Regions from separate parts of the Mus musculus genome. Here region 2 is linked to region 1. Evidence: chromatin loops called from intact Hi-C (ENCODE). Cell type or tissue: left cerebral cortex. All regions are shown on one strand.

Region 1 (8,000 bases):
TGCCTGGTAGTTCAGGCTGTTTCCCCATGAGCACCCAAGACATCCCACTCACCGGATAGTAAGGACAGTTGACTAGGCTGGGCTTACTTAGGGCTCAAATGATATATACAAACTATGCTCTTAGCGCCTCCCCACTGACACTTAGATCAGAAGTTCTCCACTACAGGTTGTGACCCCTTTAGGCGACAACCAATCCTTTCATAGGATATCAGGTATCCTGCATATCAGATATTTACGTTATGGTTCATAACAGTAGCAAAATTACAATTATGATGTAGCAACAAGGCAATGGAGGACAACTGCTAACTGGCGTGTTCAGCCTACTTTCTTACACAAGTCAGCACCTCCCACAGTTAGCTGAGCCCTCCCACATCAATCAAACAAACAGAAAGAGTTCCCAGATGGAGTTAGTTGCCTACAAGGAATCTAATAAAGGGATTTCCTCAACCGAGATTCCTCTTTTCACATAACTCTAGCTTGCATCAAGTTAACAAAACAGTAACATACCGGCCAGGACCCCACCTCTCTAGCTTGGTGAAGCAGTGAGTTTAGTTGGATTGCTTACAGGAACCTGTCTGACTGGGGCAGTTACATCACCAGGAAGCTCAACCTCGGCATAGGGTCTGCTCGAGAAGGTTGCATTACTCCGGGTCATGCCCAATTTGCAGGCAGCTCCTCCAATGATGCTCCTCTGCTTCAGCAACAGCTTCTGCCCCTGGGACCCCCAGCCTCCTGATTTGTAACTTCCTCCTGAGGTCCTTTAACTTTCATGTGAGTTCCACAGGTCTCCGTCCTTAGGTCCAGGAGGGGATGTTTCCATCAGGAGGAACTAGCCACACAATAGGAACTAGCCACACGATAGGAACTAGCCACACAATAGGAACTAGCCACACAATAGGCATCATTACCACCTCTTACATGTTTACACCAGGGCTATTGACAACGCTTTCTTGACACAACAATAATAATATAATATTTATGATATTGTTAATAATATTTGGATTAATTTGTTTCAACGGAAGCAAAACAACAATCTGTATACTTCCAGAATTTCCGGAACAATAGTAGACTCTTAGATCTGGATGAGACTTGAAGGTCAGTCATTCATTCCTCATTGAACAATTCATGAACAATGAATTGAACGAATAACATCCATTGTTGTTTTATATTTGACTCTACCAGTATTTTTAGCTCACAGATTTGTGTCTTTAGGTTTTGAATATTTTATCAATAATTCCATCATCTATCACTTTGCTTTATGGCTATTGATTGGTTTCTTAGGTACAGGTGCCATTTTCTTCCTCTTTCACATGCCTGGCACAGGCTTGGTACTGATGTCTTGGAATTTCTCTGGTTACAGAAGTTTCCCCTCCTATTCACTCAGGTCATTTTTCAGTTGATAACTTGAGCTCCATGTAACCTTTCCTGTCTGAGAGGGACTCAAGCTGTCATCATCTCCTCAAACCTCAGTCACAGTCTCTTAAACTCGATGACTCGGTTTTGCTTGGCTCAGAAGTCTAGAAACTCCCTCCAGTGCCAAATCAAGGTAGCTGGGGCCCCATTTCCTGTCTCTCATTTCTATCCTGTATCATGAACCCACGTTGCCTAGTATCTGGTGTCTTTAAGCCATTGTTCCATGTATTTTGCTCTGTTTCTAGTTCTTTAAAAAGGAAAGCTAAATCTAGTCCTTCCTCATGGCCGGTGGTGGGATAACTTACCCATCAGCGGAGCCAACCCTAATTTCTTGACTCTGAACCCCTTACTCTAACTCCTGACGCAGGCAAGAACACAAGAAGATTATGCAACTGTTTTTTGGACTTAAGTGTCCCTGGATAGGAAACACGTGGCTCCCATGGTTTTGTAAAAAACAAGAATAGAAGGTGTTCTCTGTAAACTATCCAAGGTCATTTACACGGCTTTGGTACTAACCAGAATGCAGTGTTCCGATTTCTCAGTTAACAGTTGTTGAAATTTTGGAACTGCTAAGTGACGTTGAATGTAGAGTTCCATTTAAGTATATGAAGGATCCTGGGGGGGGGGGGGGGTGGATGGTAGGCGTAGGTGCTCTTGTGTGAACCTCCATCATTGCCCGGAGCAAACCAACGTTACTGTCAATTTCCCTGTGGGATAGTGGGAGCAGAAACGGCAGGAGCTGCATCCCTGGTCTCCCTGGAGCAAGCCAAGGATTGGAGTAAGAACATAAGATGGGCCCATTCTCCAGTTTGTCAATTTTCTGCCTGCGTTACCAGATGAAAGCCCTCGTACATCTGCAGGCAAATGCTTTGTGTATGTGCTGTCCGGAGAACGAGTGCGGACTAGGCTTAGCTAGCCAGCAGAGGATGCGGTCTCTGACATCTGAGTGTTAGGATTGCCTTCAGGCACTACGGTTGCTGGGCTTTGTCTTTGGGTTCTAAAGACACAAACTCTGGCAAATGAGTCATCACTGAGCCATCTCCCCAGTTCAAATCCCCCTGTTCCTGATATGAGCCAACACCTGGGACCCAGGACACCTATATGAATGGCTGCATAGACGGAGGGACGACTCGTCCCTGTTCTGTCTCATCAGCAGCTGTGGGTTTTCCTTATGATAGCAAATGAGGCAACACTTATTAAATTCTGGGTTTGATGCTTTTATAATAATTACATTTTAGTTACAGGGAGAATTAATTGGGCGATTTGGACTTATTTGGAGTTGACAGAATCCATATAACTTAGCAGATTACCTTAGGAATTTCAAAATATGTTATCTCAAAATAGAGCTTAGAAAAAAACGGAGTAGAATCTGTGTTGGCTTTAAAATCCACTTTGAGCAAGGGAAATTTCCAGCTTGGGCTGCCTTCTGAGTCCCTGCTGCTGACTCTGCACTTTGGGCGACAGGCTGTCATTTCGGGACAGGTTTTTTTTTTCATTTTAAATGGTTTGTTTAATGATTTCTTCTTTTAAGAAAACTTTAGGCTGAATTATTTTACTAAAACATTTTCCATGTCATGCTAAAATATTACATTTACCACATCAATGGTGTTTTAGGAAAACCAGCTACAATTGGTAACGAAGCGCCCTAAATTCTCAAAAAGGCAGGAAGTGGGGTTGCCTTTCGTCAGAAAGCTTTACCGCTCCCTGGAATTTGGGACGCTTTTAAACAGCGCCACCTAGTGGAGTTCTCTAACTATAACCGCACCGCAGCGCCCTATCCGTGATTCTTTGAATACCAAGTTTAGCTGGGTGTGACAGCACGTGTAATCCCAGGCCTCCCGAGGCTGAGGCAGGAGGAGAGACTGCACAGCCAGACTCTGTGTTTCAAAACAAATAAATAAAAGGATTGGGGGTTTTGGGGATGTAGCTTAGGGGAACAGCAAGTGTTTAGCCCGTCCAAGGTCTTGGTTTAGATTCCTCGGGGGATGGTAGCAAATTAATTGTTCCAGATGTCATTCAGCCTACTGATAAATGCATCCCAGTTTCAATTCCTGCACTGATTAATTTGAACGCAGATATATACTCAACCAGCTTCTCAAAAGTTCAGTTATTTACTGATTTCATGTCCCATGGATAACTGTTTTTTTTTTCCCGCTGACGTCTTTCACACTGCCCCTCGCCCCCCCCCGCCCCCCCGCCGTGAAGTCTTCCCGGAGAATTAAGACATTATGTATAAGGTAAGGTTCAGTTTTCACAGAATGGGAAGTGACGCAAGGTACATATGCTTGTTAGAGAGGCAACTGAGCTCACACAACACCACACATTATTAGCATCACAGGGAGTGTCAAAATGTGTATACGGGGTCAGGGGACGGGGGCGGGGATGGGGTGGGGTGGGGGAACAGCCAGTGGATGTAGAGAATTTCTTCTCCAAATTCATTTTATATTCCCACTGGGAAAAAGCTAAATTCCATTTGCCAGATTCTCCTGCAGCTTATGCAGGGATCTGGGGTTGAATTTGGATAACGTGGAACCTGGCTTCTAAAATATCCTCCATATTTTCCTCACCTTCCCCAAATCCCTGTCTGATAACTGTCATTATCCAGTCAGACAGACCTTAGGAGCTTTAACTGTCCACACACAGCCTACTACCCTCCTATTCTAGCCCTATGACCTTCAAGGGACTGTGATGTGGACACAGAACCCACTTTCTTGCCATAAGCTAGAGGTTTGGCGTTTACTTGTTAACTGCACTGATGAATGAATATGGAAGAGAGGAAAATGGAAGCTAAAGGAGAGGCGTATCTGAGAGAACAGACCTTTCCTTCAGAAAGATGCCTGGGTTTTCTGACGCATTTGTGCAGGTCTCAGAGTAAGCACGCAGTTGATAAACATCAAAAACATCAGCAACACAGCTGAAAAGCATAACCACAAAACGCACTCTGGCAGTGTGAGTTTGGGAGCCGGATAATCAGGCTGTGATGGAGATGATGAATCTTGTGTAGAAACGCTTCCTGCAGCTTTAGTCATGAGGAGTTCCGGTGAGGCGCCTGCGCTGTAGGGTATTTAGGAAGGGGCCTGTCAGCTTTCACAGCGCCGTCGCGCCTTCTTTCAAGACACTGTGACACCTCATGCTGTCAATCCTGCTTCCACACTAATTAAAGTTCTTAATAACCTCCATTCCAAGATGGTCCGGAATATATGATGTGTGTTTATTTCCATTATAGGCAGGGTACACAACATGTGACATTAGTAAAGAGTTCTCAACTGAGCTATTTGTGGGGCCCCACTCAGCACACATTCAACACCCAAGGAAGCCCTTGGATGAACAGAGGAAGAAGAAACTCGTGGGCTACAGAGGCCAGAGTCTGCAGAGGAAGAATTGGCATAAAGTTGTTTTTTGAAGAAAGAAAGGCAAGCAAGCCTGGTCACAGGAGGAGGGGGAATGAGCCATTGGCTTCATGGCGGGAGGGGAGGGAAGAATTGAAAAGTTTAGCCAAGATGGAGGCAGGATAACAAGAGCTCTGAAAACCATCACTGAGAATTGAATTTAAAGCTGAGTTAGAGCTCCAGATCAGTTAAGTAGGCAGACACGCTGGATCTAGCCAAACCCTGAGCTGATAGCTGCTATCTTCAGTTCTGCCCCAAAGCACACTCAAGATGGGAGGAGATATGACCGCACACCCTGCTCCTAAATAGAAACAATCGGAGATTAGGGGAAGTGCCTCTCTGTACCGTGTCCTTGTGTGTCCTTTCTTCTTGTCAGACTGTTGATAAAAGAACCTTATTAGTGTGGTCAGTGTGGTTCTCACCCTTCCTAATGCTGTGACCCTTTAATACAGTTCCTCAGGTTGGGGCAACCCCAACCATAAAATTATTTTTGCTGCTACTTTATAACTGTAATTTTGCTACTGTTATGAATAGTAATGTAAATGTTTTTGGAGACAGAGGTTTGCCAAGAGGTCACGATCCACAGGTTGGGAAGCACTGCTCTAGATCTTTCTCTGTCTTTACTTGCTTTATATTGCCATTTCACTGTGAATCCCTCTCCTGTGTAGCTAACCTCGACTCCTTGTGCAGCCCCAGTATGGGGTATATAGCTCTGGTACTCCTGCTCATCGCAAGTACTTACAAGGCTCCCACTCAAAATCTACATTCTTGAGGGGGGTGGACTGTGAGTCATTTAAGTCGGTATCGGAAGAATAAGGACAATGTCTCCTCCCTGGAAAGTAATAAAATAATGTGTGTGGAGGTGGGGGGGGGGGAGTCGATAAGTAGACCTGCTGGATCTAGGTCTTATCCTACGTACTTGGGACTGAGTCAGGAGGATCACAGGTTCAGGGTTACTCTAGCTATTTTAGAGTGACTTTGGGGCCAGCCTGAAGAGCTTAGTGAAAGATTGTCTCAAAATGAAAAGTAAAAAGAGGGAGGGAGATAAAATCCAGTGATAGAACATTTGCCAGGACTCTAGGCTCTCTCTCTCTCTCTCTCTCTCTCTCTCTCTCTCTCTCTCTGTCTCTTGTCTGTGTGTGTGTATGTGTGTGTCCCAGAAGCAAGTCCCAGATCCAGGCGTGGTGGCACACACCTTTAATCAGGGCCACACTTTCTGCTGGAGACCTACATAAAAACATTGGAAGAAGGAAGACATTGGAAAAAGGAAGATTCTCTCTTCTTCGCCTGCTTGCCTTGTGGGACTGAGCAACTGCTAGATCCTTGGACTTCCACTCATAGCTGCTGACCATTGTTGGGGAGTTGGACTACAGACTGTAAGTCATCAACAAATTCCCTTACTATATAGAGACTACCCATAAGTTCTGTGACTCTAGAAAACCCTGACTAATACACTCTGTCTCTCTCTGTCTCTCTGTCTCTCTCTGTGTGAAAGAGACACACACACACACACAGAGAGAGAGAGAGAGAGAGAGAGAGAGAGAGAGAGAGAATGGTAATCTTAGCACTTGGGAGACTGAGGTGAGAGAACCCGAGTCCTGGGCCAGCCTGGATTCTATGACAAAAACCCTCTTGAAAACAGAACAACAAACCCAAATGGAAGCCCCACCCATGCACCCAGCCATGTGCATTTACCTGTCTATCACATCTGAAACTCCATGTAAAATGACTATTGAATGAGAAGATGACTGAACTGACAGCACAGGAGAGAAGAAAACTCGGAGAAAACTCAGTGAACACGATTCTAGTTAACCAGTTGCAAGGACAATGCTGACAGTCATTTGTGGTAAGAATCAAGCTGACATAGAGAAGCATGGTGGGATGTACTTGGATCATGGTTAGGACATACTGTTTAAGATTTAAAAAATAGGGCTGGAGAGATGGCTCAGATGACTCAGGTCCTGAGTTCAAATCCCAGCAACCACATGGTGGCTCACAACTATCTGTAATGGGATCTGACGCCCTCTACTGGTGCATCTGAAGACAGCTACAGTGTATATAATAATAAATAAATCTTAACAAAAATTTTTTTAAAAATAAAAAAATCAGAGGGGCTTGAGAGATGGCTCAGTTGCTAACAGCACTGACTGCTCTTCCAGAGGTCCTAAGTTCAATTCCCAGCAACCATAAAGTGGCTCATAACCATCTGTAATGGGATCTGATGCTCTCTTCTAGTGGGTCTGAAGACAGTGACAGTGTACTCACATACATACAATACATAAATCTTAAAAAAAAAAAAATCATAGAAAGTCCTACTGGCCGTGAGAATTTGGGGGGTTTTGATATTGAGACATTTCATCTGTGAATGGGATAGACCAAGTGAGCCCTACATTTGTGTGTTGCTTCTCAAGAGTAGAGTCTGTGAGGAGGAGCCCAGTCAAAAGTGATCCTCAGGGGGCCGGAGAGATTATTCAGCAGTTATGAGCACTGGTTGCTCTGCCAGAGGACCAGGTCTGATTTGCAGCACACATGGTAGTTCACACGCCATCAGTAACTCCAGGGTGTCTGATACCCTCTTCTGGCATCTAAGGGCACTACACATATGTGGTACAAGGAAGTACATGCAGACACTCCATCCATACACATAAAATAAAAATAAAATAAAAGTGAGCCTTTGTTTCTGGTGCTATAGGAGTGAAAGACACAGGTCAGTGAAGCACTGACTTCCTCTGAGATGGACTGTGCTGAGTCCCAGCCACAGCAAAGACTATTGAAGTAAGTCTGCTCCATTAGATCATATGTGGTTCGGGCTGACCTGTGGCTCCTGCTTTTCAGTTATGTAAAGTCCCTGACCTGGCATTTATACTCAATCATACCCAAAAGCTCTAGAAAATGTGCAGGCATTTGGCTTCTTCATATTTTCATCTAATAAAAGAAATAAAGAGCCCAGGTGGCACACAGCATGTGCCTGCAATCCTGTAACTCAGGAAGCTGAGGTAGAAAGTCTTTTAAGCTTGGGATCTTGAGGTCAGTGCGAAATTTAGGGAGACTATCTCAACAAATGGCCCAAATCAAAAGACTGGAGAGATGGCTCAGTGGTTAAGAGCACGCTGCTTTCAGAGGACCCTGGTTCCATTGCCAGCATCCACAAGGTGGCTCACAACCATCAATTCTAGGGAATCTGACACTATTTTCTGG
Region 2 (8,000 bases), 64 kb before region 1:
TGGAGACTTGCTTGTCACAAAGATCCAGGATGGGACCCCATACTTCTCTTTGGGGAGTGGGGCCATGCAATCCTCAGTCACCCTTCAGATACTGCTGTTTTACTTCCATTGAGGAGGAACATCTCAAGGTTCCACATCTGATATGGTACCTCCTTTGAAATGTACTTCTCGTTGTCTTTGAACCTCAGCCAAATTTTCATTTAACATACTGTTCCATAGCTTGCTGTTTGGTCACTACGAGGATCCAGACAGATAAACAAACAAGGTGATAAGAAAATGCAGAATTACTAAGGTAATAGGAGAAGGCATTTTAGCCTACAATTGTCAGATTGAGAGGACAAGAAAGTCCAAAACTGTTTAAAATGGAGATTTCAGGTGGTTGTGATGAGTCAGCTGAGAGACAGGAACTGTTTGAGGCAGGGGTATTGTGTTTGTCCCGGTTTAAGGAGCAGACTCCAGCATGAGTAAGGACCACCCTGTGTATGAAGAACCTGTCTCGCTCCCATTGTGAGCACGCTTCCCTAGCTTGTGAGTTCCAGCTGTACCCTTCAGGTCTCTGAGATTAGTAAATCAAATACGGTGTTTCACTGTTTTGAATTGTCCTGGAACTTCATGCAAGAGCTCTAGGAATTCCTGCATCATCTGAAAGCCACTGATGCAGAGAGATCCTCCTGCCTCTGCCTCCAGAATACTGGGCTTAAAGATATATATCACCATATCCAACACAGAGCAGTTGCAAGTGATCCTGGGGTGTGTTATTAACTTTGGATGAAAAAGTTAGGATGTAAGAGATGTTTTCATCATAATATTGTGTCACGACAGCCCGCTGTGATTACTTCCACCCACCACCAATCCAATACCTCTTATACTGCAGGTATTTTTCAGACATTAACTCTACTATTCATACTACTTAGCAAGAGAGTTGATAGTATGCTGATGTCATTATGACTCAAGAGATTAAGTGACTTGCCCAACATCCATACTCAACTTTTAAACTATAGATAGACAGTTCAATATTGACTCCAAAGACAAAGTGTTAACTAGACCTCAAGGTAGACAGATCACAGATGTGTGTTTTCTGGAAATAAAAATGGCATTGTCATGAGGAAGGGGGTCATTTAGCATTATCTGAGAAGTGTGGCTGTACAGGTAGATAGATGGGTGCTACAGAGCTTCTCACTGAGTTCAGACTGAGCTTGCCCATATATCACGGTAATGGTTTCTGTGATGTCAATGGAATGTTCTCAGCCTGTGAAAGTCAATATGCTTAAGTAGCTTAAGTGGGGGGGGGGGGGGTTCCCATGTTGTGGTGGTTTGAATACACTTGACCCAGGGAGTGGCACTATTAGATGTGACTTTGTTGGAGGAAGTATCTCACTATGGTGGTGGGCTTTGAGGCTCCTAAGGTCAAGCTCCACCCAGTGCAAAAGAGACACTCCTCCTGGTTGCCTTCAGAAGAAAGTCTTCTGCTACTGCCTTTGAATATACTGCATGACAAGATCATGTTTCTTGTCATGATGAAAATGGACTGAACCTCTGAAACTGTAAGCCAGACCCAATTAAATGTTTTCTTTTGTAAGTGTTCCCTTGGTCATGGTGTCTCTTCACAGTGATGGAAAACCCTAACTAAGACACCTGCTGATTGTCATATGTCCTGCCCCTAAAATCTGAGGTATTTCTTCCCTTCCTGTCTCTTTTGGGGTCTCAGAGAACACTTGAACTCTAAGTTGACCTCAAGGATAAAATTCTGACACTGTGTTCCCCAGAGGGGATCAAAGTCCCACCAAAGATATTCCCCTGGGGTGTCTCTTTATGCAAAAGCCCTCACTAGGCAGGGTTGAGAAGTCAGTGCCACCTTGACTAGAGTCGGGGGAGGATGTTGGCTGGGTGGACCAGGACCAGGTGTTCCTGCTAAGTGAGCAAAAGGAGACTTCCTGTGGAGTCTCTCTAGTTCCAGCCACTGGAGGGTCTCATTAGCTATGCACACTAATGTTTCTTTAAGGATAGTGATATCCTCAGGGATGCAGAGCTGCAGAGACACTGGAAATGCTGGTGGGGTTTTCCAGCGTTCCCTGCATATAGTTTGAGTCCCCTCTTTCTCCCGGGGACATCTTAACAGTTTGTGTTCAGTTGTTTGTTTTCTTTTTTTGTTTTCCTAGAAACCCTGACAACAGGGCATTTATTAAGAGTGTGAACCCAGACATAAGTGTGTTAGAGAGAAGAGTGAATAAAGACAGAGGCTCAGAAAGAACACTCAGTGTGACAAGGAAGCCCACAAAATGCCCTAATTGAGAAAGAGCCTCCTCAGCACTTTCCACTCTAGAAATGCATCAAGCTGTCAGGGAACTTACAGCTTTCCACAGTCAAAGTCTCTGTCCCCTCTCTGCCCTCCTGCCCTTCCCTTCACACTAGCCCTAGGAAGGTTTTAAAGAGACACGTTGAAAGTGTTATCCCCTTCCCACAAGTCAGCCAATAGAATATTATAGCATGGTTTCCCTTTGGCTAATTAATACAAAGGCTCAAGCCATCTGTTTGAGATGGCCACTCTAATCTGAGCTTTAAGGTAAAACTCCATGATTGACTCTGGTGAGACATCTGCTGTGGTCACATAGGGCTAAGACACACTGGCTCCTCAGGCACACAGTTTGAGAAGGAGGTGTGTATAGGGGTTGTTGTAATTCCAGGGGTGGGATTTAGTGTTATTTAGCCAGCAAGCAGAGGTATAAAAATTTTTTTAAAAACTAAATAACAATCAGTAGAGAGCAGTATCATGTGGTGGGCCATCTTCCTGTTCAAAGTGTGACCCCAGTCTGTGATAGAAGTATGCATGACCATCGAGACTCATCTGAGAGAAGAACGGAGGCCTGTGGTGGAAGTAAAGCACATGGAAGTGGGCCTCTTTCTTCATCAGATATGCACTAAGGATCTGCTGCACATCTGGCTCTTGAAGGAGACACTCCACATCTGCCTTATTCAAGCCTATCCTGGAGATACCACTTGCACCTGAGATGGCACAGGTGATAACTATTGGAACAGAAGTCAAAGCCAGGCATTTTGTCTCTTCTCCACCAAAGTGGACTGTATAATCCCTTGTCCGATCTGATTTAAAAAAAAAAAAAAAGAAGAAGAAAGAAAGAAAAAGAAAGGAAAGGAAGAAAAGAAAGGAAAGAAAGAAAGAAAGAAAGAAAGAAAGGAAGGAAGGAAGGAAGGAAGGAAGACACCAGAAGAAGCTATCAACCATGTGTGTATATGCATGCACATGCATACATGTGTATGTCCTTACACAGACAGGCAGGCACACACACACACATCTTGACATTCATATACGATGGGGAATTCCAGGCAGCTAGAACTATGAATATAAAGGCCCTACTCTTGCTCGGAAAGTGTCTATACAATACATTGAGCATCTTAAGACAACTCAATAATGTGCACTAAAAAAGTTTGTTCTTAAAAAAAACAAACAAACAAAACACTCACTAAAATATATTGTCAAAGCTGCCCCTGCATTTAACAGTTTTTGGCATAGGCAAGCATTCACAATTTCTCTTATGTGACACTTGTCTGTCTTACACGGTTCCCTTTTCTCTTCTACTTTATCTCCAGGAACTTAGGAAATTCTCTTTTCTCCTTAATATATAAGACAGGGAGATGACTGGTGACATTTTGCAATATGTTTCAACAACTCGTAAGTTTAGGAAGTGATGATGTAACAGAATTATGTAAAGCCACTGAAATTCTTCCTCTCCCTTGTAGAATTCTGCCAACATTTTGTTTTCTGTGATGCTACAGAAATAATATGAAACGAACTTGGAATTTCCCTCCCTTTGGAGAAGTTGATACTTATGTCTATCTAGATGTTATCACATCCAAAATATTTTCTTATGGTTTGGGGTTAGAAGGAAGTAAAAGAATTGACTCCTCATAATTCTTGGAAAGTTCTGCGGTTGTAGGGAAATTCAGAGGTAAGCATAGTATTGAAGGTACCATGAGGGGGCATTTGTGAGGGAGCTGAGGAACTGGATCCCATATTAGTAACAGAGAATTGGGAGGTGTTAAATCAGAGAGCCAGATGCTGACCCAGCACTCCCCATCTTTGAGAACATGGGTTTTGCTGAGCAATGTGAAGTGCTGTGCTCAAGGAATGTTCATGAAGTCCTTAACCACTTGGCACAGTCCCACTTTCTCAGGCTCCCCTGAGGCCAGTTTCTAGGGATCACTGAAGTCCTTCAAGATTTTTTTTTTGTCCCCTATTCTCTCAGGCACAACCTTTGACTCAAAGCCTGGCCAAGGCAGAGCAGCTTGTGTTTGTGTCTTCAGGAAAGTAGCATCTTGGAAACACTTACTGTCCTCTATCTGACTTCCTACCTGGGTTTTCTGCATTAGGAATCTCTTTGTTAAGTGGAAAGTAAAACCACAGTGGACAGTTGAAGCCCGGCCTGAGCTTGGGATAGCCAGTCCTGCAGCCCCCGGCAACATAGGTAACAGTCCACATTCTTCTTTGCTTTTTGTTGGATAAACATTGACTTAATCAAGAAATAGTATTTTTTGATGAGCTGAGGGAGCCTCCACCCACTCCCACCCCCAGAACTTCACACAAGAGATCTCTGTAAGTGGGAAAGCAGCCTGGTTGAAAGGCTGAGTGATTTGGAGGGTTGGCATCCTTCTTACTTTTATCTGATTATAAAAATCCTCCCCGAAACTGCTTCAATAAAATGCAACTCCCTGTTTAGTCAGTGGCCATACATAGACAGGCCTGAAATAGGGATGTGTGAAACCCTGAAAATATGCATAAAGTGTGTGTGTGTGTGTGTGTGTGTGTGTGCGCGCGCGTGCACGCGCGCACGCGCGCGTGCGTGTGTGCGTGCGCATGTTTAGTGTAGTGTATGCGCATTTTCCAAGAAAAAAAAAGCTGCATTTTCCATTGAATTCTCAAAGAAGAATTCACACCCCAACACACCAGTTAAAGACCAGTGACGCAAAAGGACTGAATCATGGGTATATTTATTTTCATTTTGTTCCCCATTTATTTTATCTGACGTTTAAAAAAAAAAAAAGGTTGAGTCTGATTAACATGAGTAGTGTCACAAATATTGTAGTCCTTGGGGCCTTTTCTCTTCAAAACTTCCCAGATGGGCAGAACTGGGGAGTTACATCATGATAACACAAACACAGGGCTGTGAGTGATGAGATAGATGATCATCTACACACATGGTCTAGGACTGGCAAGGGGTGACAGGTGTATGCTTGCCCCTGGCTTCATCAGCATGCCTCACTAGGAACATGCAGACAAGACTTCAGAGTTCCAAGTCCCTCTGTTTCAGAGAAAACTGAAGTCAATGAGACTGGCATATTAGAGGAACATGGGAAGCTCCCACAATTGCCTTCACTGTGAGAACTTGCATAGCCCAGCCTTCCCCTGAAGTGTGCATGTACACAGGCCAGAGGGAAGCATCTGTGCCTTCCTTAGTTTCTCCCATTTACTTTTCCGAGACTATTTCTCTGTGAACCAAGAGCTTACTATACTGGTTGGCCAACAAACACCTGGGATCAGCCTGATACATTGTATCCCTTCTCCTGGCCTCATTTGAGTGTTTGTTTCCCCAGCCTCTCCCTTGAATATGCACATGTTCATATCTTATTTTTTTCACTAAAGCAGCAAATTCAAGATGACTGTACTTTGCAAAACCCCCTTGTTTCACCCAAATATTGGAGAAAAGAGATCACCTTGGCTCTTGAGCCCTTCCAGTAGAGCTGAGCTCATTCCTTCCAGCCTAGTGTCTCCATCTAATGAATGGACATCATTGCAGAAGATCAGAGGGAGAAAAACTGCAGAATTCCAGTATGTACACAGGGTTTCTCCAGGCTGAGGTGGGAAACAGGAAAACAGAGAATGGGTTCTTTCAGTAAGTCAGAAAGGAGGGCACTGAGAAGAAACCCAGAGGATGACTGCCAGCCTTTGCTTGATGACTGGGCATGGCGGTTTGAGTGAGGCTTGTCCCCCATAGTCTTGCACATGCCAAAGCTTGATCCCTGGTTTGTGATGTTGTTTTGAGGGGGAAGGGGAGTTGTAGAACCTTTAGGAGGTAGGGGCCTTGCTGGAGGAAATATGGGAGTGGGCTTTGAAAGTTCATATCCTCACCTCACTTCTAGTTTGCTCTCTGCTTTGTGTTTGCTGTTGAAGAGGTAATCTTTAAGCTCTCTGACCCAGCTGCCCGCTGCCATGGCTCCCCCATCATTCTGAACTCTCCCTCTGGAAGCATAAGCCCAAATTAACCCTCTCTTCTATAACTTGCCTTGATCATGGTATTTGATGATAGCAACAGAAAGTAACTAAGGAAGGACAAATCAATGAGACCTATTTGACCCATTTGGTGTCAGCTGTGATTGCCAGTTGGACACAATCTAGGATTACCCAAGAAGATAATCCCAGCCAGGAACTGTCTGTATTGGGTTGGCCTGTAGGCATATCTAGGAGTATTTTTGTCTAATTTTACTTCATATGTCTGAATGTTTTGCCTGCATGTATGTCTGTGCACCAAATGCACAGACTGTATTGTATCTAAGGAGGTCCAAAGAGAGCATAGAATTCCTTGGAACTGGAATTAGATATTAGCAGTCATGTAAGTGCTGGGAGTCAAATCAGGGTCTTCTGGAAGAGCAGCAAGTGCTTTTAACCATGGAACCAGTTCACTACCTCCTAGAGAGATTTTTAAAATTTTAATTAATGTGGGAAGATCCAGCCTACTGTGGGAAGAACCATTCCCTAGGCAAGGGGTCCTGAACTGTATAAGAGTAGAGAAGTCTAGCTATGGGCAAGCAAGCAAGAAAGCAGGCAGACATGTATGTGCTTATTTCCCTGATTTTGACTGTGCCTGGCTGTAGTTCCTTCCTTGACTTTCTTAACAATGATAGACTCTGCTGAAATTCTAAGATGAAATAAACCCCTTTCTTTTCTAGGTTGCTTTTTTTTTTCTTTTTTTCTTTTTGGCCAGGGTGCTTTTATCATGGCAACAGAAGTGAAATGAAAACACGTAGGATTTAAAACAGGTGTACAATTTCACATGAGAGTCTGACACTCCACAGAGAGGGTTTATCTGGAGATCAACTTATGAGTCAGCTTAATATAGCTTGGAAATCGGAGAAGGGGAGATTCTAAGAGCAGACCAGATCATAATACCAAATAGGTTAGGTATTTGAGGCTTGGTACTCAGTAACACACAAAAAACTATCATACCTAAAACTATAAATGTTCGACAAATTGTTACTTTGTAATAGCTTTTTCTTTGTCTCTTTTCCATATGACAATCTTCTCTTTATGTTGAAAATTGAATATGAAGGTCATACCTTAAGAGTAGTTTATCACTGTTTGACTATTCATATGCACACTAATACTATTATTGCTATCGTTATGTTTATTTTTTAAACTCTTTGGAGAAAATTGTTTCTTATTCCAGCAGTGGTTATCAATATGATCCTAAGCAGGCTCTGTGTAAATCTGCTCTCCTTGCCTTTGTCCTCTTCCCTAAAGTTATATTGATTATAGGGAACATATCACCTATAAAGCTGAGAAGACAATTCACATCAACCGAGATCAAATGACAAATGACTACTGGTAATAAAGTGACTCATGGGATGATGGGTGATACCAGGGAGACTGTGTACAACACTGTGACCTTAGACACATGTGCTAGATGTCCACACATAAGTGAAGTGCAGGTCACCTTCATTCTATATGAGGTTGCTTCAGCTGTGTTTTTGGAGAGATGTTGAAACTTAAGGGTGTCTATAATCTGAACACAGCTTAGTACAAAAGCAGGTATTATATTTGTGACTCTACATTTGGCTAAAGTAAGTGCTTTTTAAGTGCATGGGTTTGGTAGAAATGCTAATAGGACTATAGAGAATTGATTGACTAGCCCTGTTTGCAAAGAAAATTACACAAAAAGGTTTTTACTAGTCGATAAGACCAAGCTGCTTAAGAGTCTCATTCAATTGCC

Evidence for each region. Hi-C counts contacts between places; a loop is a spot of excess contacts. Peaks named below come from ENCODE experiments on the same cell type or tissue, not always from the same donor. Only the 100,000 strongest peaks of a DNase experiment are listed, where the experiment ranks them.
Region 2: a loop joins it to region 1, with 2.3 times the contacts of the local background. A loop is called at or near these places in 2 of 42 quality-filtered maps.

Annotation. Positions count from the first base shown.
Region 1 is chr4:40,296,443-40,304,442 of GRCm38, reverse strand. No RefSeq gene overlaps it. Among named protein-coding and RNA genes, the nearest start is that of 4930509K18Rik, 13 kb to the left of the region's middle. In left cerebral cortex, CTCF peaks have their summits at 3,154 (motif pointing left) and 6,883; DNase peaks (open chromatin) are centred at 2,871, 3,147, 4,423, 5,519 and 2 more places; H3K4me3 peaks cover 264 bases.
Region 2 is chr4:40,360,169-40,368,168 of GRCm38, reverse strand. No RefSeq gene overlaps it. Among named protein-coding and RNA genes, the nearest start is that of 4930509K18Rik, 51 kb to the right of the region's middle. In left cerebral cortex, no CTCF peak of the experiment used is centred here; DNase peaks (open chromatin) are centred at 3,764, 4,055 and 4,725; H3K27ac peaks cover 610 bases.